2 separate regions of the Homo sapiens genome follow, and region 2 is linked to region 1. The links are chromatin loops, found by intact Hi-C in ENCODE. Cell type or tissue: gastrocnemius medialis. All regions are shown on one strand. Each heading gives the region's core, and the rest is flanking DNA. Links, peaks and the distances in the headings are about the cores only.

Evidence for each region. Hi-C counts contacts between places; a loop is a spot of excess contacts. Peaks named below come from ENCODE experiments on the same cell type or tissue, not always from the same donor. Only the 100,000 strongest peaks of a DNase experiment are listed, where the experiment ranks them.
Region 2: a loop joins it to region 1, with 2.0 times the contacts of the local background. A loop is called at or near these places in 4 of 110 quality-filtered maps.

What each region holds. Positions count from the first base shown.
Region 1 is chr12:76,465,622-76,477,573 of GRCh38, forward strand. All of the region lies in intron 2 of OSBPL8 (oxysterol binding protein like 8), which reads right to left. Among named protein-coding and RNA genes, the nearest start is that of OSBPL8, 88 kb to the right of the region's middle. RefSeq lists an enhancer at 6,028-6,107. In gastrocnemius medialis, for the core only: no CTCF peak of the experiment used is centred there; a DNase peak (open chromatin) is centred at 5,120; H3K27ac peaks cover 2,786 bases.
Region 2 is chr12:76,526,670-76,538,621 of GRCh38, forward strand. All of the region lies in intron 1 of OSBPL8 (oxysterol binding protein like 8), which reads right to left. Among named protein-coding and RNA genes, the nearest start is that of OSBPL8, 27 kb to the right of the region's middle. RefSeq lists an enhancer at 4,327-5,055. In gastrocnemius medialis, for the core only: no CTCF peak of the experiment used is centred there; no DNase peak of the experiment used is centred there; H3K27ac peaks cover 2,052 bases.

The sequences.
Region 1 (11,952 bases), core at 2,505-7,504:
CCATTTACAGTAATCTAAAGAAGTAACCTGTTTCAAACAGGGTAATAAAATACCTTCACACAATGAAATAGCAAGCATGTAGTCATTAAAGTTTCTTTTTCCAGCCAGGTGCAGTGGCTCACACCTGTAATCCCAGCACTTTGGGAGGCCAAGGTGGGAGGATCACTTGAGGTCAAGAGTTTGGGACCAGCCTGGCCAACATGGTGAAACCCCGTCTCTACCAAAAATATAAAAATTAGCTGGGTGTGGTGGTACACGCCTGTAATCCCAGATACTCTGGAGGCTGAGGCAGGAGAATTTCTTGAACCCGGGAGGTGAAGGTTGCAGTAAGCCGAGATCACACCACTGCACTACTGGGCAAAAGAGCAAGACTCTGTCTCAAAAAAGAAAAAAAAAAAGTTCATTTTTCCACCTACTAAAAAAATCCATTATATATTGGCTTTTAAAAGTAGGTTATAAAGAAGCTTGTATGATATGACCCTACTTTTATAAATTTTCTTATACACATACAAACTTACGAAAGATGCCACCAAAATATCAACAGTAGTTAACTTTAGGAGGTAGGATTTTACTTATATTTTTCTGTATTTTTTAAATATGGCATACTAGTATGCATTATTTTTATAGTCAAAAAAGAACTTATTTACATTTTGAAAAAAATATAAAGTTTTTAACTGATATTTTTCAATCTACACTAGCTTATTTCTTATTATGACATAATTATCTATGATTAAGTATAGTGGGAAGTACATTTTAAGAATCCAACTTGAAATCCTAAAAAGATGCAAAAATGTTAACATGTCCCACACAGCACCACATATTACTCACTGTCTCTTGAACTTCAGCAACTTCTGAATATGGCAATATCTAAAAAGAAAACAAATTTTCTTGGGAGTGATTTAATCTCATATACTTAAATCTGAATCTAGAGAGCACCCAGAATTTATCAAATAAATTAAGCGGTGCAATAATCTTTTAAGTAATAGTTATTTTTCAAAAGGTGCAATATTACTTCTACACTGAAAATTGAACCCTTTTTTAAAAATCTTTTTCCAGGCTGGGCGCGGTGGCTCATGCCTGTAATCCCAGCACTTTAGGAGGCCGAAGCGGGTGGATCATTTGAGGTCAGGAGTTCGAGAACAGCCTGGCCAACCTGGTGAAACGTCGTATCTACTAAAAATACAAAAAATTAGCCAGGCATGCTGGCAGGTGCCTGTAATCCCAGCTACTTGGGAGGCTGAGGCAGGAGAATCGCTTGAACCCGGGGGCGGGGGCGGAGGCTGCAGTGAGCCAAGATTGCACCATTGCACTCCAGCCTGGACAAGAACGAAACTCTGTCTCAAAAAAAAAAAAAATCTTTTTTTAATCCTGAGTCATCTGGAAATTACAGTTAATTTGCCAACCTGTGGAGTCCTCTCTGGCATTGGCCTGGTAGTTTTTCACACTTTATATCCTTCCTTTATGTATTTAAAGTCTTCTTTAAATGTATGTATCAGTCTTCTTTATGTATGTATCAGTCTTCTCATGTAAGCCTCTTTTGGTTTCTAAGAATACTCCTCTGCTCTGGCTTCCCTTCTATTTTCCTGCCTCCACACATTGTCCTCCCATTCAGCAAGTGAATGGCCATTACCAGTGCTCAGCTTCAACTATTTGTTGTTCTTCCTCTACCTGCTCTTTTCCTGCAGGTTCCATTGATGCTCAAGGCTCATTTATCACCTATATTCAGATAACTTCCTAGTTTCTTCTTCATACCTAGCATATCTCCAAAACTTCAAAACATTTCTACCTATATGTTTGGACATTATTGCATATTAATTTCTAGTTCTAAAATTATGTTAACAAAGGAAGGGCTTTACATCTTTGTATCAGAGATAGTAATCAGCTTTCTCTCAGAAACCAGCTTCCACACTGATTTGCCCATCTTTCTTTCAAACACTCAGGCATAAACCCTTGATTCCTCTGAGACATTTCCCCCAACATCTGATTAAATTATTAAATTCTGATTTTTTTGCCTCTATGGTGCCTATTTCACATTCAGTCTTTTTTTTTTCACTTCCCATTAGTGCCCCCTATGTCAGACCCACATCACCTCATGTGTCAACTTCTGCATCTCCCTTTTGGTAGATGTCCCTGCATGCAGTCTCAGCCCACTCATTCATTTACTATGCTACATACCAGAATTTAAAAACATGATAAAAACATAGTCCCTACTGCCAAGATCACCATACACAGAAGACAGTATGTATTACGGTTTATTCAACACTAAGATAAGTGATCTCCAGTCTACCCAACATTACCCATTCTTCAGGCTATCCCATCATTAGCATGCCACTTAACTTCTTTCTGTGAGGTTTCTTTTTCTCCTTTGTAAATGCACTAATTATTAAACCTTCCAAATTTCTAGAATTGTTATGAGGCTTAATAATAGTTTACCTGAGTATTGTATATAAATTTGTTTTGAAAATCAGTATATAGACATAAGGCAGAATTACTTATTATTAAAACAAATGACAAAGACTAAGAAAGGACCTAGAAAAAAGTGATTAATTTACCAACTTAATTTTCTAGGCAGTCACTCTGGCCTCATTTCTCCTCCACTAAAGAACATCTGGTGGCACCCTATTCTTTTAAAAATAAACCCCAAACACTGATAGTTAAAATATTTTACAATTTGGCCCAATTATCCATCCCACAGAAATAATGATTTTCTATGAGATGGTCTCACATCTCCACTTAACTCAAACTCCACTTAGCTAAAATTCTGTCTAGTAAAACTGATTGCTTAAAGTGATCTGTAATTTTCTCCCTACTTTGTTTCTGCTTTCCTACTCAATAGCTTGAAATTTTTATATGTATTTTCTGTCTTTCTCCACTCAAATGTTAGCTCCACTGGAGTGGGAATTTTGTCTATTTTGTTCACTGCAATATCTCTTAAAACTAGAACAGAGCTTTGCGCCATAGCAGACACTCAACAAACCCCTCACCTTGAGAGCTCAAATTGCCAATTCTGCTACCTATGTTCAAGCTAAAGTTATCGTTCTCCAACTCTGACTTTCTAATGTGAATTCTTTGATAATTCATAATTATCTCACAGTATTGTCTCTCTTGCCATACAAATAAATAAATAATTCAATTGTTATTTAACTTTTCTCCACCATTATAATGGTCTAGTACAGTGCTGTCAAATAGAACTTTCTACGACGATAGAAATAGTGTGTATCTGTAATGTCCAACAGGGTAGCTACTACCTACATGTAGCTATTGAAATCTTGAAATGTGGCTAGTAAAACTAAGGAAGAACTTTTAATTTAATTAGGTTAACTTTAAATTAGTCACATGTGGGAAGTGGCTATACTATCAGACAACTCAGGTCTAGCACAATCTTACCTTTCCCTAGCTCACCTAACACTGACCACACCTCTAGCATTTGCCACTGCTGACCACTCCTTTTCTGAAAACTCTGTCCTCTCTTAGTTTCCAACCTATTTTCTCTTTCTCCTCCCTCTCTCTGCATCCTAGAATCTCTTATTTCCATTCAACATGATTTCCCCATGTGATTCCATTGACTTGATTTTTTAAAGAGCTCAGTTCACTAACTCCCCAAATCAGTTTCCTACCTTAACCACTCCTGAGCTGCAGACCCTCAAGGCCATTCCAATGATTCTCCTGGTGAATTCATTCTTCTTATATAAAGCATGACATCCTTGATAAGGGATTTCCTGACCTCCCACTGCAGGCATAACAAATAGATATTCCATCTGTCTTGTCACTGCATCTTTCTATTATCAGGTCGGATTGCAGGGGAGAGCCCACAGAGCTCCATGTGTTCCTAGCAACACTGACTCTGTACCTCCACCTTCCTGAGTAGGAGGAAAGACCCTTCACTCACCCTTTCCCACAACCCCAAACGCTTACAGACTAACCACCGTCTGCCCAACAGATATGCAAGCTTTACACTCAGTTCTTATTTTTTGCCTAGAAAACTTCCTTTAGGATTCTGCTCAAAAGCTACTTCATCACAATACTTCCATAATATTCCCAAAACAGCAATCATCCCCTATTTTGTTACTCTCTATCCTTCTTACCCTGCTTTATTTTTCGTCACAGCAATCATCTCGTAACACAGTTCATATTTATATATTTTTTCTTTCTCTACTGAAATGTTAGCTCCACTGAAGTGGGAATTTTGTCTATTTTGTTCACTGCTATATTCCTTAAAACTAGAACAGAGCCTGGCACCATTGTGGACACTCAGCAAATACTGAATGAATAAAGACAAGAAAAGAAAAAAAAAAGGCTTAGTGATTATAACCCTAATACCTAGCAAAGTCTTTGGCCATCTGATAAGCCCAAATTCCATCACTAAGAATTCCCTCATTCTTTTCCTTAAATAGTTCTGTCCTGCATAAAATAACATTGTTACAGATTCACTATCAGTTTTTGGTAATGAAACATGAATTACATTTCTTCTGGCACTGGTGGTCTCTTGCCATGATTAATCCAACCTCCTTTATCAAGGTCTTCACATACAAGAGAAGCTCAAAATTAACCAATATGATTTTCACTTGTAACTAATGGCATGCATCTGGTGAGACTGCTGGCGGACTCTGTGGTTAGGAAACCAGAAAAACTTTACTGCCCACTAAAAGAATTAAAGCTATAACCTTGAGCTTTGACTTCATTAACATTTTCCTCTAAATCTGGCCTAACGAGCCACAGTTGCCTGAAAAGGTTATGAAATAGCACAACCGAAACCATATTATCACATCATAATCATGCCAGGTGATATGAGAACTGGTTATATGAGACAGCATATACATGAACATTTCAGTGTCTGATGCTTCATCTTACGACCTGTTTCACGCATTTCAATTGTCAATCTGAAATAAAAGCATCTTACTTGAAATTTCATTTTGGCCAATTCTTTGCATGCTTATATAGAGATATGTGAGCCTACATTCTAGATTAAATCATGACTGAGATCTAAATTAAGACATAAGAGCTGCAAAAAAATACCTTCATTCCTTCTAGATTTCTATTCCATTTCTAACAAATCACTGATTAGTATATCACACTGCACAGCATCAAGCCACAGGCAAGACTGCTAATAATAACATGGAAACGTCAACCCCCATGACTCATCAATCTACCACACATAAGAATGCAGTTAGCAACTGTTCCTCATGTCTCTGCAACTACATGGTGCTCAAATGTCAAAATATTCAGCCTAGATAGAAAAGTCAAAATTATTAATAGTTACAGGAAAATAAAGCTTTGGATTAAATAAAACAGATCACGTATCACATATTTTTCAATGTATACCAAAAATTATATTAGGTAATGAATATAAAAACTAATGAATATAACAACTTTAAAAAGATGCTTAAAAGTCTAGGTGTAATATAGATGAGTTTATAACCCAAAAAAAAGCCCTCTCTTTCAATAAGAATAAGAGAATTAGAATATTTACATTTAGATCCTAGTGCTGCCCACTGTCTGGCTAACTGACTTTATGCAAATTACCCTTTCAGAGCCTCGGTTTCTTCATCTCTTAAAAACAGAGTAACATCTACCTTACAGTATTATAGAAAGGATTAAATGAGAAACTGTATGGGACACCAAGCCTCTGTACACCTCCACTTGGATACACATCTCAAACTCAGTATGTCCAAAACCGACTTCATCTTCCCTTTCTCTGCCCCTGCTCTTCTTCCTATATTTTCTCCCTTAAGGAATGGTACCTCCCACCAAATCACACAACACAGAAACCTGTAAGTCGCTCTAAATTTCTCCTTCACTTTTATTTTCCTCATCTATATTCTCCTCCACTCCTAATATTAAGTCCAGGACAAGGTCCTAAAGCTCTACGTAGTCTCTCATATTTACCCTTTATTTCTCATATCCACAGTTACTGCTACTACCTGCCACCTGAATTTCTTACACTTAAGCAATTTATCTTCCATACCGATATCATAGAGAGCCTTCTAAAGTTGTTCAACAACATGGTTGAGTCACTTCAATGATTCTGCACTCCCACAGCCTACCAAAATTGGAGAGAAAAACATTTAACCCCATCTTCAAGGCTCTTCACAATTTTGTCAATCTTATGTCATGCATTCCTCCAAACACCCATCAATCCTACACTTCACAAATGTGACAAACTGAAAATGACTTTCACTTCTTCAAACATACCATGTTGTTGAACAATTTACTTGTTACTCTCACAGCTCCTTTTGCCTACAATGCCATTCTCACCTTCACCAGGCAAATACCTAAGTTCCTTTCAACACTCAGGTTAAGCATTACCTTGTCTTAAAAAACTTTTTTGATACTGACTTTTCAACTCCACTCAAATAACTGACTCTTCTGATCCCCTCTGCATCGTATATGGTCATCTATAACAATGTTATCTCATCCAGTATGAATTAACGCTAAACACATAATGCCCTAAAACTCATAGAAAGAAAATGTAATTCGATATGCAAAGGCCTGAGTTCAAGTCCTGACTCCATCGTCTACTTGTCGTATAGCTCGGGAAAAGCTATATAATTTCTCTTTATCCCAGTTTCTGCATCTGTAAGATGAGGATACCACCATCTTAACATCATTTTTAAGATTCTACATGTTTAATATATGTAAAATTGGTCTTTAGTATCTTCCTGAAACCACACATCCAATCAATCACCAGGTCCTGCTGATTTGCATCTCTAATTCCTTCCACATATTTTCTATTCTGCTACCACTACTGTAGGGACCAGCCCCACAGGGTCGGTGGGTTTTTCTCCCTGTGTGTGGAGACAAGATATTGTAGAAATAAAGACACTAGACAAAGAGATAAGAGAAAAGACAGCTGGGCCCGGGGGACCACTACCACCAAGACGCGGAGACTGGTAGTGGCCCCGAATGCCAGGCTGTGCTGATATTTATTGGATACAAGACAAAGGGGCAGGGTAAGGAGTGTGAGCCATCTCCAATGATAGGTAAGGTCACGTGGGTCACGTGTCCACTGGACAGGGGGCCCTTCCCTGCCTGGCAGCTGAGGCAGAGAGAGACAGGGAGAGAGAGAGACAGCTTACACCATTATTTCTGTATATCAGAGACTTTTAGTATTTTCACTAATTTTGCTAATATTATCTAAAAGGCAGAGCCAGGTGTACAGGATGGAACATGAAAGTGGACTAGGAGCATGACCACTGAAGCACAGCATCACAGGGAGACGGTTAGGCCTCCAGATAACTGTGGGCAGGCCTGACTGATGTCAGGCCCTCCACAAGAGGTGGAGGAGTAGAGTCTTCTCTAAACTCCCCCGGGGAAAGGGAGACTCCCTTTCCTGGTCTGCTAAGTAGCAGGTGTTTTTCCTTGACACTGACGCTACCGCTAGACCATGGTCTGCTTGGCAACGGGCGTCTTTCCAGATGCTGGCGTTACCACTAGACCAAGGAGCCCTCTGGTGGCCCTGTCCGGGCATAACAGAAGGCTCACACTCTTGTCTTCTGGTCACTTCTCACTATGTCCCCTCAGCTCCTATCTCTCTGTGTGGCCTGGTTTTTCCTAGGTTATGATTATAGAGCGAGGATTATTATAATATTGGAATAAAGAGTAATTGCTACAAACTAATGATTAATGATATTCATATATCATTATGTCTATGATCTAGATCTAGTATAACTCTTATTGTTTTATATATTTTATTATACTGGAACAGCTTGTGCCCTCGGTCTCTTGCCTGGGCACCTAGGTGGCTTGCCACCCACACACTACCATAGAAGTTTTAATTGCCTTTTATCTAGATTTCACAACAGCATGCTAACTTGTTCCCTGAACTAACCACCTCTATTTCTATGGTTTTCAACCTTAGATGCACATTGAAATCAACTAAGGGACTTTAAAAGGTACTAATATACGCAACTCACCCTCTGAGATTCTAATTCAATTGAATAGGAATGTAGCTGTACATCAGTTTTTCAAAACATCCCAGATAACTCTAACATTCAACTGGTTGCCCCCAATACTCCACAATTTTGCCATGCTGATATTCCTAAACCACAACTCGAACAGGTTGGTTCCCTGCTCCAAAATCTTCAACAATTTCATACTGTGTTAACAACAAAGATCCCAAACAGTAAAAGTAGTATTCAAGGCCCTGTATGATCTGATTCAAAGAGACGCAATATAGGAAAGTGATTAAAGGTTCACCCCTGGAGCCAAAATGTATCCCAGCTCTGCTACTTACTAGATGTGTGTCCTTGTCTCTGTATCCTTGTAATTCTATCTATCTCATAGGGTTATTTTAAAGATTAAATGAGTTTATGGGCAAGGCATTTTGAATAGCTGGCGGCACACAGTAGAAATTTAATAAACATTAGTCATTATTCATTTCTAATAGCTTTATTTCCTACTAATTCCCCTAATGCAGCCAACAGTTTTACCCATAAGACCTAAATAAAACCTGCTCTAAACACAGTATAGGCATGAACCTAGGAAGGTACTATGTGTAGAATGTGCTTAATGAAGGTAGGTTAGTTTGCTGAACCCAATAAATGTTTAAATAAAATAAAATAAATTTAAAAAACATAAAAATTTTTTAAGTATTTTGATTTAACGTCCAACCAAATCTCCACTTGTCTGTCTAGTGACAGTAGAACAATGAAGGGATTTTTATCCATACCTCAACTTAGTAGGTTTTCATTAACTTGTGACTGCTTCAGAAGTCAACTTAAGTTTAATAGGGTGAAAACAGCAGCAATGGAGCAAGAGCAAGCTTGGGATGGGGGGATAAATTTATATATACGCACTTGTGTATGTACACACATACATATATATATATAATTTAATTTTGTGTGTATATGTATAAAAATAATATTAATCTTTTTGGGGGGAGGCAGAGTCTCACTCTGTTGCCCAAGCTGGAGTGCAGTGGCATGATCTTGGCTCACTGCAGCCTCAACCGCCAGGGCTCTAGTGATCCTCCCACCTCAGCCTCTTGAGTAGCTGGGACCACAGGCACATGCCACCATGACTGGCTAATGTTTTTTATTATTTGTAGAAACAAGGTCTCACTATGTTGCCCAGGCTAGTCTTGAACTCCCAGGCTCAAGCAATCCTCCTGCCTCAGCCTCCCAAAGTGCTGGGATTACAGGCGTGAGCCACTGCACCCAGCCCGAAATTAAATTTTATGTCTATATGTATGTGTGTACACAGACAAACACATGCATATAAATTCATCACCCAATCCCCAAGCTTGCTCTTGCTCCATTGCTGCTATTTTCACCCTATTAAACTTAAGTTGACTTCTGAACCGGTGACTTTTGAAGCAGTCACAACTTAATGAAAACCTACTAAGCTGAGGTACGGATAAAAATCTCTTTATTGTTCTACTGTCACTAGAAAGACAGGTAGAGATTTGGTTGGACTTTTAACCAAATTTTATCTTCACATATCTCCAATATGCTGAAATTTGAATCCTTCACATTTCTTTCTGAGGTTTTATGGGACTCCCATGAATTTTTTTTATTTTAATCTTAAATTTAAGATTCTTAACATACACCATTTTAATTAAGAGTTAAATGTGGAGCTGTGGGTGTCTAAGCTTTAATTATATCCTACTTATGAGAAGCTCTGGCATGTCTTAAAACTTGGGAGAAAGAGCAAATGACAATACTTTTAAAAAACCTTCATATGTTTAAAAGCTAAGTAGTTGCATTATTTATGGATACTGAAGGAAATAATAAGTATTTAAAGCCAGTTCTCCTCCCAAAGTCTAGATTAGCAAAACAAATAGCTTTGACTATTCTCCTGTTAAATAATTTCACTGTCTACACTGAGTAAATGACACAGTCTGTTTTTTCAGGTGGTCCCTTAATAGTTCTATTTTTTAATTTTTAAACTGTGTATCACATGTGACAAAGATCTTAATATGAATTAACTGTGCAACAGTTCTGTTCTTTTAAATCTCTGGTCCACTTTCAGCCTCTCTATACACAGAGAATGCAAAGCCAATAAAGAAGAAGCCAATTGCTTTTGCAAGTAAGAACTGAATTACTAGTGAGGTAACAAGTCCCCACCCGACCCTAGCCCCTGAACCCGTCCCTGGAGATGGAGAAAGTGGAGTATCACAGATAAAGGAAAGGCCAGGAGAAGGGAACAGGAGGAAGGGTTGGAAGCCAGCCATCTTTCTATGCTCTTTTCTCTCTAATCATTGAACACCCTGTTTTTACTATGAGCACAAAACATGATTTAATTCCAAACAGAGGCATTAAACACAGTCCTAAGTAAGCATTTTTGCTTTTAAACTGTGCGTGTACACACATGCAGTACTGTTGCAGTACACACATACCAAATGCAGGCAGAGAGGCCAACTACTACCGTCCACTGCGCTTTCTCTCAAATGGGCTGTTTACAACTGAGGAGACAGTTTATGGATAAGAAGTGTGCTCAGAACAGAGATAAAGAAAAGTTCCCTAAGAAACAGAATATATAAGCAACTGGGGAAATGAGGTGGAAGCTATGATTTTAATAAAAAAGATTCTCTACCCTAAGACATGTATTCTCTAGATTGACCAAAATGGTGAAAAGTTAGTCCCTGGGCTCTTACCTTTCTATGTAGGACAGTATCAGACAAGGCAGTAATATTCCCAGAAGAATATTATTAAGAGAATATAAGCTCACAAACAAAAATAATATTCTAAGGAGCCCAAGTGCTGTGAAAGACAACAAACTGAACAATCTTGGTGAAAGAAAAGAAAATCAGTGAACCAAACTAATCAAGAACTTAATAAACATGTTTAAAAAGATAAATGAGGATATTATAAAACTGAAGCATGAACAAGCAAATATTTTTAAAGCCGATAATACTGGGTATAAAAATATTATAGAGAAATAAAATATAGTAGACTTGAAAAGCAAAATGAATATGATCCAATAATAAATTAATGAGCTAGAAGAATGATCAAGTAATTCAAAAAGAAGTCATCAGGAAGAAAAAAGATGGAAAATATACATAAGTTAAGCAAGATGAAAGAATGAAACAGAAGTGCCACATTCACAAAATAAGAGATGCAAAAGGAAGGCATAAAAGATTTAAATAGTAACAGAACACTAAATTTTAAATAATTCTGAAAACCTACACAGAATGAATACCTTTCTAGAAAAGACTTCCCAAGTCTCATCGCCAGACATACATTCATAAAACCACAGACTCAACTGTATAAGGAATGGAAGAAAAAGGGAAAAAAACCTATTATTTGCAGATGATATGAATCAGACAAAATATTAAAACTAATGAAAAGTAAGCAGACATTCAACAAATATCTGTTAAATGACCAAATGAGAAAAGAAAGAAACAAAGTCAAAAAACTGCTGAAAGGTAGAGGTCCTGTCTCAACATAAAGCAGAGTTATAAAAAAGCCAGAGTTTATCTTGGTATCACTCCCTTATTCTTAAAGGCCCTGTCAATTCTTTCTTCTACTCTCCCACCCCCAAACCTCATCTTCTTGGTTCCTTTTGTCATATCAGGCAGCTGTCAATTATTCTTTCTTTAAGTGTTAGTTGCTTAAGGCTTAGATGACCAACTCAAACTTTTGGGTCTCGAGTTTCCTTTATACTCTTAGAAACTGTTGAAGACTCCAAAGAGCTATTGTATATGTGGATTATGCCTAGTAATATTTTCTGAATTAAAAACAAATTTAATGGGAAATTTACTAACCACCTCAGCCAGGTGATCACAGTCAACAGCAAAAATAAGTTATGCTGACAGAATATACCCTTGGTATGATGTGATGAAAACGGCACTTTATCTCTGTGGTCTTCCTTCTCAAAATCCATTAAACTTAGTCTAATCATGAAAAACATATCAAACAAATTCCAGTTCAGGGATACTATGTAAAATAACTAACCAGTAGCCCTCAAAACAGTCAAGGTTCATTCAAAACAAAGAAAGTCTGACACACGGTC
Region 2 (11,952 bases), core at 3,138-8,137, 62 kb after region 1:
AGACAGGGTCTCACTCTGTCACCTGGGCTGGAGTGCAATGGTGCGATCTCGGCTCACCACAACCTCCGCCTCCCGGGTTCCAGCAACTCTCCTGTCTCAGTCTCTCAAGTAGCTGGGATTACAGGCGTGCACCACCATGCCCAGCTAATTTTTGTATTTTTAGTAGAGACAGGGTTTCACCATGTTGGCCAGGCTGGTCTCGAACTCCTGACCTCAGGTGATCCACCGTCTCAGCCTCCCAAAATGCTGGGATTACAGGTGTGAGCCACCATGCCTGGCCAGTAAATCTCATTTTTAAGTCCAGAGCTCTATTGAGAACTAAGTGTGAACCACTTTACACCTCTGGACCTCAGTTTCCTCATAAGTAAAATTATGAGGCTAAAATGTCAATTACTGACACTCATTAAAATTCTAATATTCTACAATCTAACAGCCAGCAGTTTTACCTGCTGTCTATATATTGCTGACATAATCACTGCAATGCAAAAGAATGTAAGGTATACGGTACCACCTCAACTTTAAGGTCCATATTAGGACCTGTCTTTAGAGTAATAAATTAAGGAGGGTGGTGGGCCGGGGTGGGGGGGGATTGTGCAACATGAGGCAACTTACAATAACTACAACCAATCAATAAAGTACATTAATTACAGTTTTCTAAGGTTTTTCAACTTCAATTAAAACCCTTTGATCCTACCTAATCAGGAAAAAGTCAGCTCTTCAAAAGAAAAATCAGTTCAAGTAGGAAACCAAAACAATATGTTAAACATTTTATTACAACTGAAATATACATATATCTCCAATCTTTTGATGGAAAGCCTTATCATCGAGTATAAATCTGTCAATTAGAATTACATATCTTCCTTGTTTAAACCACAGCTATAATACATGGGTCTGAGAGCTCTACGGGTAGTTCTTTAAAGTGAAGCAAAATTTAAAACATTTGTAAAGCCATCAGTTTGGAGAATCCTACATGTTCCAATTACTTTCCTACCTTTTCTAGTTATCGAATTATCTTATCCATACCAAGACAGGCCCAGGGAAATGCCTACAAAAAACATTGAGTTGCAATACAGAAGAGTCCTGAGCTTAGGGAACCCAAATATTTTATAATGGACAGCAAGAATGCCTGCCTTTTCTTTTCCTAAGGAGGAAAATACTATCATTATCTTCCAAGGCTGCTCACTAGATAAACATTCTTGAAAAGGTAGTCTAGAGTAACAGGCAGTCAGTGCTTTACTTGCAAGATATGCAGAAATGCAAGAAATCAATAAAGAGTTGTCTTCCAACTGTCTGTTTATCCCTGTCTACTTAACTGCTACCAAATACAACCCCCTGTAGCATTTTACCTTCTAATATATAAGCATTATTGTTGGCCAGGCACGGTGGCTCACACCTGTAATCCCAGCACTTTGGGAAGCCGAGGTGGGCGGATCACGAGGTCAGGAGTTCAAGACCAGCCTGACCAACATGGTGAAACTCTGTTTCTACTAAAAATACAAAAATTAGCTGGGCATGGTGGCACATGCCTGTAATCTCAGCTACCTGGGATGCTGAGGCAGGAGAATTGCTTGAACTGGGACCTGGGAGGCGGAGGCTGCAGTGAGCCAAGATCATGCCACTGTACTCCAGGCTGGGCTACATGCAGAACGAGACTCCGTCTCAAAAAAAAAAAAAAAAAAAGTATTATTATTAATAACAGAAGATGAAATCATGATTCACGAGCCATTTCTAAGAAACTTCACTCTTGTAAATAAGAGTTAGTTTTGATTACCAGAATTTTTTCTATGTGCTTTTAGACAATTTGAACAATCCTTTTATATTTTATATATAAATCATGCCTTGTCGAGTCCAGTCTTAATAACCAAATGCCTCTGCAATGAAGTTAGTCATCACCCAAAAAGCTTCAGAAATTAAATGAATCAAGTGAGTACTATAGAAAGGGTACATCCTAAAATAAAAGATAGTTGTCACAAGCCAAAGAAGATAAGGAAGTGTAACAGAATCACACACACACACACACCCACACAACGATATAGCTATAGTATTAGCTATAGCTATAGCTACAGACAGCTACTAGGGAAGGCTGAGGTGGGACAATCACTTGAGCCCAGAAGGCAGAGGTTGCAGTGAGCTATAATGGCGCCACTACACTGCAGCCTGGACAACAGAGGGAGACCCTGTCTCAAAAAAATAAAAATAAAAATAAGTAAAGTATAGCAACTTTAAAATTTCATCAAATTTTTCACTTCTCCCAACCTCCTCTCAAGCTATAACACAATCTTATGCCAGAATTAACCAAGGATACCAAAGTCCAAAACAGGGGTAGTGTGGTCTACCTCTGAAAAAGCAGTATGAAGTTATTATGTCACTACTTCATTTCAATCTTAGTTTTGTTTTGTTTTTTTTTAACTATGACAAAGCTAAAATATCATTATGAATTTCAAATGTGAGAAACATTAAGGATTCTAAGCTGTTTCTTATACTAAGGGCTTCTGCTTAGGAACAACAATTATTTAAAGCATTATGAACTAACAATCAGAAACTGAACTAGGATATTAAGGTGCACACTATAAGGAAAATACAAGATAATGCTAAAACTTCAGAAAAATAAATTTAAGAAAACTGGAATCCTTGCTATTTTTCCCTTCTTGGGCACTTGTTACTATCCCCTTCCAAAAACAAATCAGTTGGTGAGTGGATTTGTAGAAACCTAATCAAAGCTTAGAAGGTATGTCAGATTACGAAACCCAGCTGAAACCTTTTGAGCCTCTAAACCATGAAGCAACTAACCATTTGTACTTGCCTTAGAATAGCAGTGTCATGCCAGCTCTGGATTACCTACCTGCTACTACCAAACAGAAAAAAAAAAAAAAAAATTCTTATTTAAGCCACTGTTCATTTGGCTTTCTATTAAAACAGTAGATCTGTATCTGAATACATCGTTGAAACCCTTTCTGTGAAAAACTGAAGAAGCTAGTGGGGGAAGAAGACTCGAGATAAGAATAGGCTCATTATTCAAAGGCCAGCATGGCTAAAGCATAGTAAGCAATGAGGAGAACTATCTGAGATAAGGCTCTAGAGACAGTAGAGTCTGGATTTTATTCACTGTGAAAGAGGAAACCAATGAAAAGCCTATGCAAGGCAGGAACATGATCCACTTTATACTCGAAGACACATTACTAGTTGCTTTAAATGCATTATTACATAATGTAGTCATCACATAAACCCTATAAAGCAAGTAATTTTTCACTATAGCCCCATTTTCAAAATGAAGACACTAAGGCTCAGAGTAGTGAAGTAACATGCTGATTGCTCATTCTGCACCATCCACAAAAGCCTCTATGATATGATATTCCTTTAACATGTCAAGCAGATTTCCACATTTTTTTTCTTTTCTTTTTAGACACAGGGTCTCATTCTGTTGCCCAGTCAGGAGTGTGGTGGCAAGATCATAGTTCACTATAATCTCAAACTATTGGAAACAAGGGATCCTCAGCCTTACTCAGCCTCCCAAGTAGTAAGAACTATAGGCACGTGCCACCGGGCCTGGCTTTTTTTTTTTTTTTTTTTTTGTAGAAAAGTCTCACTATGTTGCCAAGGCTGGTTTTGAACTCCTGGCCTCAAGCAATCCTCCCTCCTCAGCCATCCAAAGTCCTAGGATTACAGCTGTGAGCCACCACACCCAGCCACCACAAGGTTTTTGTATCTGCTGTTCTTTGCCTAAAACACTCTTCCTTATGGTTCACTCTCTCACTTCTTGCAGGTTTCTTTGTTTAAATGCCATTTTATCAAATAGATCTTCCCTGACCATCCTAGCTACAAATAGCAAAATAGCAACTTGCCTCCTCCCATTCTTTTATTCATCTTTTTACCAACTACTTTTTTTTCCAAGACACTTAACACCTGACACACACATTTGTTTATATCCCCACATGTAAGTATAGTATATTATATCCCCAAATAGAAGCGCTCCATAAGCAGTTTGTTTTGTTCAGTGAGGTATTCCCAACACCTAGAAGAGTGCCTATCACAGGAGGTGCCTATCACAGTAGGTGCTCCTTAGACACTTAAGAATTGTGGACTGGCAGAGATAAGGAGCTAACTTTATCATCAAGCAAACAGACTCTTTATAGTATAATAAAGCAATAAAGGCATGAAGGCTTAATTCACTTCCCTGAAGACATAACTAACAAAGGAGTATTAGACTGAAGATCTTCCACTTCCAGAAACAACATAAGTTCTCATCAATGAACTACATAAATGAACCCAACTATAGACATAATAAATTGCCATCCCTATTATTTTTATTAAATGTTATAGTACCATTGTGTTAGTCCATTCTCACACTGCTATAAACAACTGCCCGAGACTGGGTGATTTATAAAAAGAGGTTTAACTGACTCACAGTTCCACATGGCTGAGAAGGCCTCAGGAAACTTACAATCATGGCAGAAGGCAAAGGGGAAGCAGGGACCTTCTTCACATGGTGGCAGGACAGAGAAGAGTGAGCAAGAGCAGGGAAAATTGCCTTATAAAACCACCAGAAGTGCTTTTTAAAGTCATTGTATCACCTTTTATCACTCACTTAGCATCATAAAACAAGCACAAAGAAAAACAAGTTGTGTTACTTAAGTGACACCATTCTCCTTTTCTTAGTTAGCTTCCAAGCAGATCAGCAATCTAAATTTGACTTTCAGTAATTCAATGGTAATAAAGTATTCCCTCCATCATTCAAGTTAGGTCCAACTCAGGTTATAAAAACTAGTCCCTTCAGACCAATTGCTTGTACATTTCTACAGGCACCTTTTTGGCAAACCCACATGGATTTTAAGAAATGGAGAATGAGGAGACAGGAAAATATTAATAAGATGTATCAAACTGTGACAATATGTGAAGAGTACTGTGTATATACAAACAGGAAACAATTGAAAGCCTTCAACATGTGTGGGTTGGGGGAGAGATAACTGAATTAACAGGCCATGTAGTAAAACTTAAAATCAAATCCAGTAGTCTTGAAGGTATAGTAATTGTTTAGTTTTGAAGGTATAGTAATTAAGTACTGCGCACTAAAAAAAACTGACCAAAAGGCCGGGTGCGGTGGCTCACGCCTGTAATCCCAGCACTTTGGGAAGCCGAGGCAGGCAGATCACGAGGTCAGGAGATCGAGACCATCCTGGCTAACACGGTGAAACCCCATCTCTACTAAATATACAAAAAATTAGCCAGGCATGGTGGTGGGCACCTGTAGTCCCAGCTACTCAGGCGGCTGAGGCAGGAGAATGGCGTGAACCCAGGAGGCGGAGCTTGCAGTGAGCCGAGATCGCGCCACTGCACTCCAGCCTGGGCAAGAGAGCAAGACTCCTTCTCAAAAAAAAAAAAAAAAAAAAACTGACCAAAAAATACACAGAAATTGACAAATCTGTTCCTTAAAATTTTTCTTTTCTAAACAAAAATTTTTGTTGTGGACTGTATCTGAGGCACTATATTCTCTAAGAAGAGAAAAAAAAACTGTACTCCTTCAGCTGAAATAACATTCTAATTTCTCTGATATTCACCCCCAATTAAACTAGGTGGTATCAGAAAATGAAAAGCACTTAATATATTTAAGAAAATACCATAGTGAAAAAAAATCACTATAAATTATCTATTTTAAGCAAAACTATTTGATGTTGCTCAAACAACATAGCAAAACTAGATCATTTCACTTTATTATTTGTTAAAAATCATCTCCCTTCGTCACACACTGAATCTATGAAGTAATTAATAATGAATACAATGAATGCTTATATGTATTAGGATCATGGCAAATCTATAAAGGCTGAAAGGCTTGGGTTCAGCCAATGAAGTTAATATTGTATTATAAGATTTCTAAAAATGTTATATCCACCTAGAAACTACGGCAGTATTGGATTTTTGTTTTAACCTGTCCGGACCCATTTCCCCTTCCTCTGTTAACATCCACCTTGATCTTCTTTTGGGAAAGGAACATCCCTCCTCCAACATATGCAATCTTGGTACTCCACGCTCTCCTAGCAAAAGGAGTGGACAAAAAAAAAAAGAGCCAGACCAATCAGTCCATGCCTGTCTCTCTCTCTCTGATAAATGTGAATCACAAGCAGAGTGATCACGTGAATGAAAAACAATCACAAAAAAAACTATCCTAATGGGGGCTCCACAAAGATTGTTGCTTTCTGCTCTCTAGATCCCTAAAGCTGTTCAAATGTCTACTATTTCTAAAACTCCATTTTTCATCTTGGAAGAAAATGAGCTTATCATCCTAGTAAATCATTTAAGTTACCCAAACCTTTCTATTACTTGAACCGAAAAACCCTAAATTGATATAGGTACTATTTAACACATTTGTAACCAAAATAGTCTACCTTTGAATAAGGAAATAAAATAAAAATTAACTTCAAAATATTTTTAAATGAATTTACAAAAGTAAAATCAATGTCAGACATAGAACATTTTAAAACACCATATATCCTATCATAAGAAAAAAATACAATAGCATAGTATTCATTTATGTGTTTCTTGCTAGGTTTTTAAACTCCATTACATAAGACCTATCCTATAACCATATGCAAGAACCAGGTTTTTTTTAAGACCAGGTTTTGATAATAATCATAAGGAGAAAAAAATGTTTACTCAGGAATGTAATCTCTTCTTCAATTTTCATTTGGATCCTACTACTCAAGGTGCCTTCTCTGGAGCTCCTGCTTCATTTCCTCTTACCCACTATCAAATGAAGGATTTGCGGTAAACTTCATGATTAGGACTAAGAAGAAAAACATTTCTAAAAATATCTATTTGAGCAGCTGACTGATGTTTCCATTTGTCTGACTGATCTTGCAATCCACTGAAGTCTTTATGAGGCAAACACAGGAGCAGACACAAACAAGTGATGACCAGCCCTCCAAAAGCACTTAACAACGATCAGTCTATATCAACAACTTAAAGGCGAGAAACTCAAGCGCTCAGAAATGAGATTATTAACCTCATCTCCACCTCATTACCTACCGGTTTTCCAAAATTCTAAGCTGTTATCAAGTGCAAAGCTTAGAAATGTCTTTCAAAGGACAAATGTGATTTCAGTAGGAAAAAAAATACATCTATATTCCTACTATAGCCTGGGACTTACTATTCATCAAAACAAGTTAATTCAAATGCATAACCAACATCTATAGTCATTTCCAGTAGGTGAGAAATGAGGCAAAATAAACAGAAGATAAAATCTCTATCTAGGAAAGCACACGATTTAATCGGAAAGACCAAAAATACACGTGAAATAAAACATTCATATATAATCAATATTATAATTGAATATGCTACATTTTACCTTTTCTCCTAATATTTTTACTGTAAACTAAAGTGGTTTAAGAAGGGGAAAATACCTGAGTGCTATTTTGAAACCAGGAACTGTATTCATTAATGAGATTTTTTAAATGTCCATTTATATGTAGTCAGAAACAAAATTAAATGCAATTTTTATCTAACATTTTTCTTCAATTCAACATGTTCCCAATTAACACACACTATAGTTTGGCAACTGCCATTACAGTACCTCAAATGTTCCTGCAAAAGACTGCTTCAGGCAAGGATAGGAATGTTTCTGTTAAAGAATGGGCGAAGAAGGAAAAGAAACACAATTTTAAATTGAAAAGTGTTACAATTTCATTTCCTGTCAAGTATCAGACGTGGTATTTAAACACAGGGCTTCTGGTACACACTTTTGTTGCTGCAACCCCAATTTACTGACCTTGTCAAAAATCATATACTATTGGAATCTAGAGTTGCTTACTACCAATAACGGGCTAAAGAAGAATACCAATTGCTGTCTAATTCCTTCCGACTAGCTGAAAGTACTTTGCTTCTTCCTTAATATATACAATATCTGCATTGGAAAATAACAAGCAGGAAGTCCCTGGTGGTGGCAACATCTTGGAAAGCAGAAACTCACAAAAAGAAACAAATGAAAAACAAAAATCAGCAACACATACACACAAGCAATGAGGTCAAGAGAGTAAACTATGCAAAGTTTTTTTACTATTTTCGAGATGATGTTGGTTTGGAAGATTTACACTACCTTCAAAACTTACAAAAACATTCAAAATAATGTGGTACTAGCATACCGCACATATATCAATGGAATAGAATAAGGAGTCTAGAAATGGACCCATAAACAGAGTCAATTAATTTTCAACAAAACTGCCAAGGAAACCCACTGGGAAAAAGAAAATACTTTCAGTAAAAACTGGATATTCATTAAAAACAACAAGAACAACCAAAACAGCCTGGCTTTTATACTAAACAAAAATTAACTCAAAATGAATCACAAATCTAAATACAAAAGCCAACATTATAAAACTTCTAGAATAAAAATGGGAAAATAAAAATTTGTAGACAAAAAAATTCTTAAGATATGCAAAAAATATAAACCATGAAAGAAAACAGATATGCTAAATTTCAAAAAATTAAATTACTTCTCTTTAAAAAGTTTTTAAAAAAGGCAAGACATAAACTGTTAGAAAATATGCACAACACATATATTAGACAAATGACTCAGATTCTGACTATATAAAGAACCTTCAATAAGAAATCAATAAGAAAACAATTTTTTAAATGAATAAAAGATTTAAACAATTTACAAAAAAAAATACAAATGGCTAATAAATCCAAGAAAAGATGCTTACTACCACAGTCATCAGCGAAACGCAAATGAAAAACCACAATGAGATACTATTACACAACCACTAGAATGTTAATTAAATTTTTTTAACTGAAAATGTAAGTGTTGATGAGAAGGGGAGCAACTGGAACTCTCATACATTGCTGGTGAGATGCAAAATGGTACAGCTACTCTTAAGTATTTACCAAAGAAAAATGGAAACATGTCCACTCAAAAATTTGTACATGGATGTTCACAGTAGCTTCATTTACAATAACCGAAAATTACAAACAAGTCAAATGTCTATCAAAAGGTGAATGGATAAACAAATTGGATATTCATTACAATACTGTAATAGTATTCCTATACCATGGAATACTATCCCAAAATAAAAAGGAATAATCTCAAAAATATGCAGGGCAAAATAAACCAGACAAGAGTACATACTCTATGATTCCGTTCATATGAAATCTTAGAACAGACAAAAGCAATCCACAGTAACAGAACCCGAATCAGTCATTGTCTGACATAGAGTAGGAAAGGGAAAGATTAAGTTCAAAGGGCACAAGAGAATTTTGGGGACTGATGGAAAGTTCTATATCTGTATCTATTGTGGTAGCAGTAACATGGGTGTATACATCTGTCAAAATGAATCAAACTATGTACTTAAAATGGTTTCATTTTATTCAGGTGTAAATTATACCTGAATAAAGTAGTTTGGGTTTTTTTTAGTATTTTTTTTAAGTGATATTGGGGGGGTGTGAGGTGGAAAGCAGGAAAGACTACAGAAGTAGCGAAAGGCAAAATGATGCTGTTTAAGTAACAATGTTTAAAATCAGAAAAAATGTAAAAAATCTAGCACAACTAGGCCTGGTGTGGTGGCTCACACTTGTAATCCTAGCGCTTTGGGAAGGCGAGTCGGGCAGATCACCTGAGGTCAAAAGTTAGAGACCTGCCTGGCCAACATGGTGAAACTAAAAATACCAAATACTAAATACTAAAATACTAAATATTAAATACTAAAAATACCAAAAAAAAAATCAAGCCCAACTAAAACCAAGAGTGTAACTGAGATAATTAATTTTGTCTGTAAAAATGGGAATAACTCACAGGATAGCTGTAAAAAATAGATGAGATAGTTAATCTTATCACTGTACTACTTAACACTATGTATGCTGGTAAATTACAGCAACACAATTCATATTAGTTGAATTTGTATCTACCCATGGTAAGTGTTAAGGTGAAGCAAAGAAAATAAGTAAAAGTAACATGGAATAAATCCTGAAAGAATTTCTAGAGGAAATTATCTTAAGATGCCACTTTTGAAAAGAGAAAAGGAAATGGGTGGAAAGGAAGGAGAGACCTACAGGTGGAGGGAATGGTAATGTGCAGAAGAACGGAGGCGGAAAGGAGCAAGTCATATGTATGAGATGGCAAAATTAGCATGCCTGTGGCAGCAAATCCATATATAGGAGTATCAAAAAAAAAAAAAAAAAAACGAGTAATCTTCCCATCTGACGCGAACACTCATTTAAATGTTACAGTAGGACCCAGAAATGTAACTTCATCCAGTGGATGCTATGATACATGATAAATATATTCAACCATTTAAAACAGAGAAAAATAAAAAGTTCTATCTTTGTGTTTAAAAAATGAGAATGCTTACAATTACCAGCTTCAGTCTCTTGGAGGTTAGCCACAGTTCTTCCCAAAAGAAAAAAAAATTATAATTATTAAAATATAATTATAGCTAAGCAACATATGGACTTGCTGTGCAGCTGTCCCTGTGCTTCTGAAACTATGAAAGCCTTTACATTTTGCAAAGTCTGATTTCTATAAATGACTGGTATTTGGAAAATAAGATACAAGAAAATCTGCCCAAGTAACTAATCAGCTACAACAAGAATTATTTCATAGCATACTACTTAAAAGGTATCAAGACACTAAAATTGTATTTCAACAGACATAGTATGACCAAGATCAGGATTCCTGGGCATTTATAACTTTAAACTGTTTTTACATTTATACATTTAAACGTGTTTAATTAAAGAATGCAGGGTTACCACTGTTATGATGTGCAAACTAACTTAAATCTTAAGATTTTGCTTATAGAACAGTGTTTCATATACAGAAAAGTATTATTTTCAATGTCTTATCACTGAGAAGAGATAACAAAGATAATAGTTATAGTAATAACTTGAGCAAATTAAGTTCTCTGAATGAGAGAAATCTACAGAAATGTACGATGAGAGAGATTCACAATGAGAAATAAAATATTAAAGGACAACAGGCCAGGCACGGTGGCTCACACCTGTAATCCCAACACTTTGGGAGGCTGAGGCAGGTGGATAACTTAAGGTCAGGAGTTCAAGACCAGCCTGGTTAACATGGTAAAACCCCGTCTCCACTAAAGATAGAAAAATTAGCTGGGCATGGTGGTGGGTGCCTGTAATCCCAGCTACTCAGGAGGCTGAGGCATGAGAATCACTTGATCCCAGGAAGCAGAGGTTGCAGTGAGCTGAGATCGTGCCACTGCACTCCAGCCTGGGCAACAGAGCAAGACTCCATGTCTAAAAAATAAATAAATAAAATAAAATAAATAAAGACAGTAATACTGACCTTTAAACGCAGTAGCACCAATGGAGATTGCTGAGGACAACAAAGTTACAGGGTTAAATTAATTTAAGTCTCTTTATTGAGAAAGGCTGTTATATAGTGGCAGTCAGCTAACTAACAAGGTTTTATCTGCTCCATCTACATCAAGGCCATACCAATTAGAGACCTTGACTCAGAGTAGAGAATGTAGAGGTTAAAGAATAACCTTAACGACTTTTGCTTTTTGAACCCATATATTATACATCAATGTAGTCACTAAAATATTTACAAACACATAAAAATTTGATGTGTTATATTGCTCAGAATCATGAATAATTTTTCTTTTCATGATAGTATTTTACACTATTAAATACTTTTTAAACCACTAACTATATATTCACTAAAAGTATATATTTATTCCTATTTTAAGAAACACAAATTGGAAAACAATTCTTAATAATAAGATTAGCAATAAAACACTAGTCAAGACCTGTCACTAACTTTTGTTTTTTTGTTGAAAGAAGATTTTAGGAATGTGACACAGCTATAGATTATTTTTAAATGAGGATTATGAAATATTTTAAATCAAACACCTGTAAGAATGATTAAAGGGATGACAGGCAACATGAGAGCAAGCCCTTTAAGTATAGTTCAAAGGCTTTATCATTGTAAACAAACTTATTTAAAGG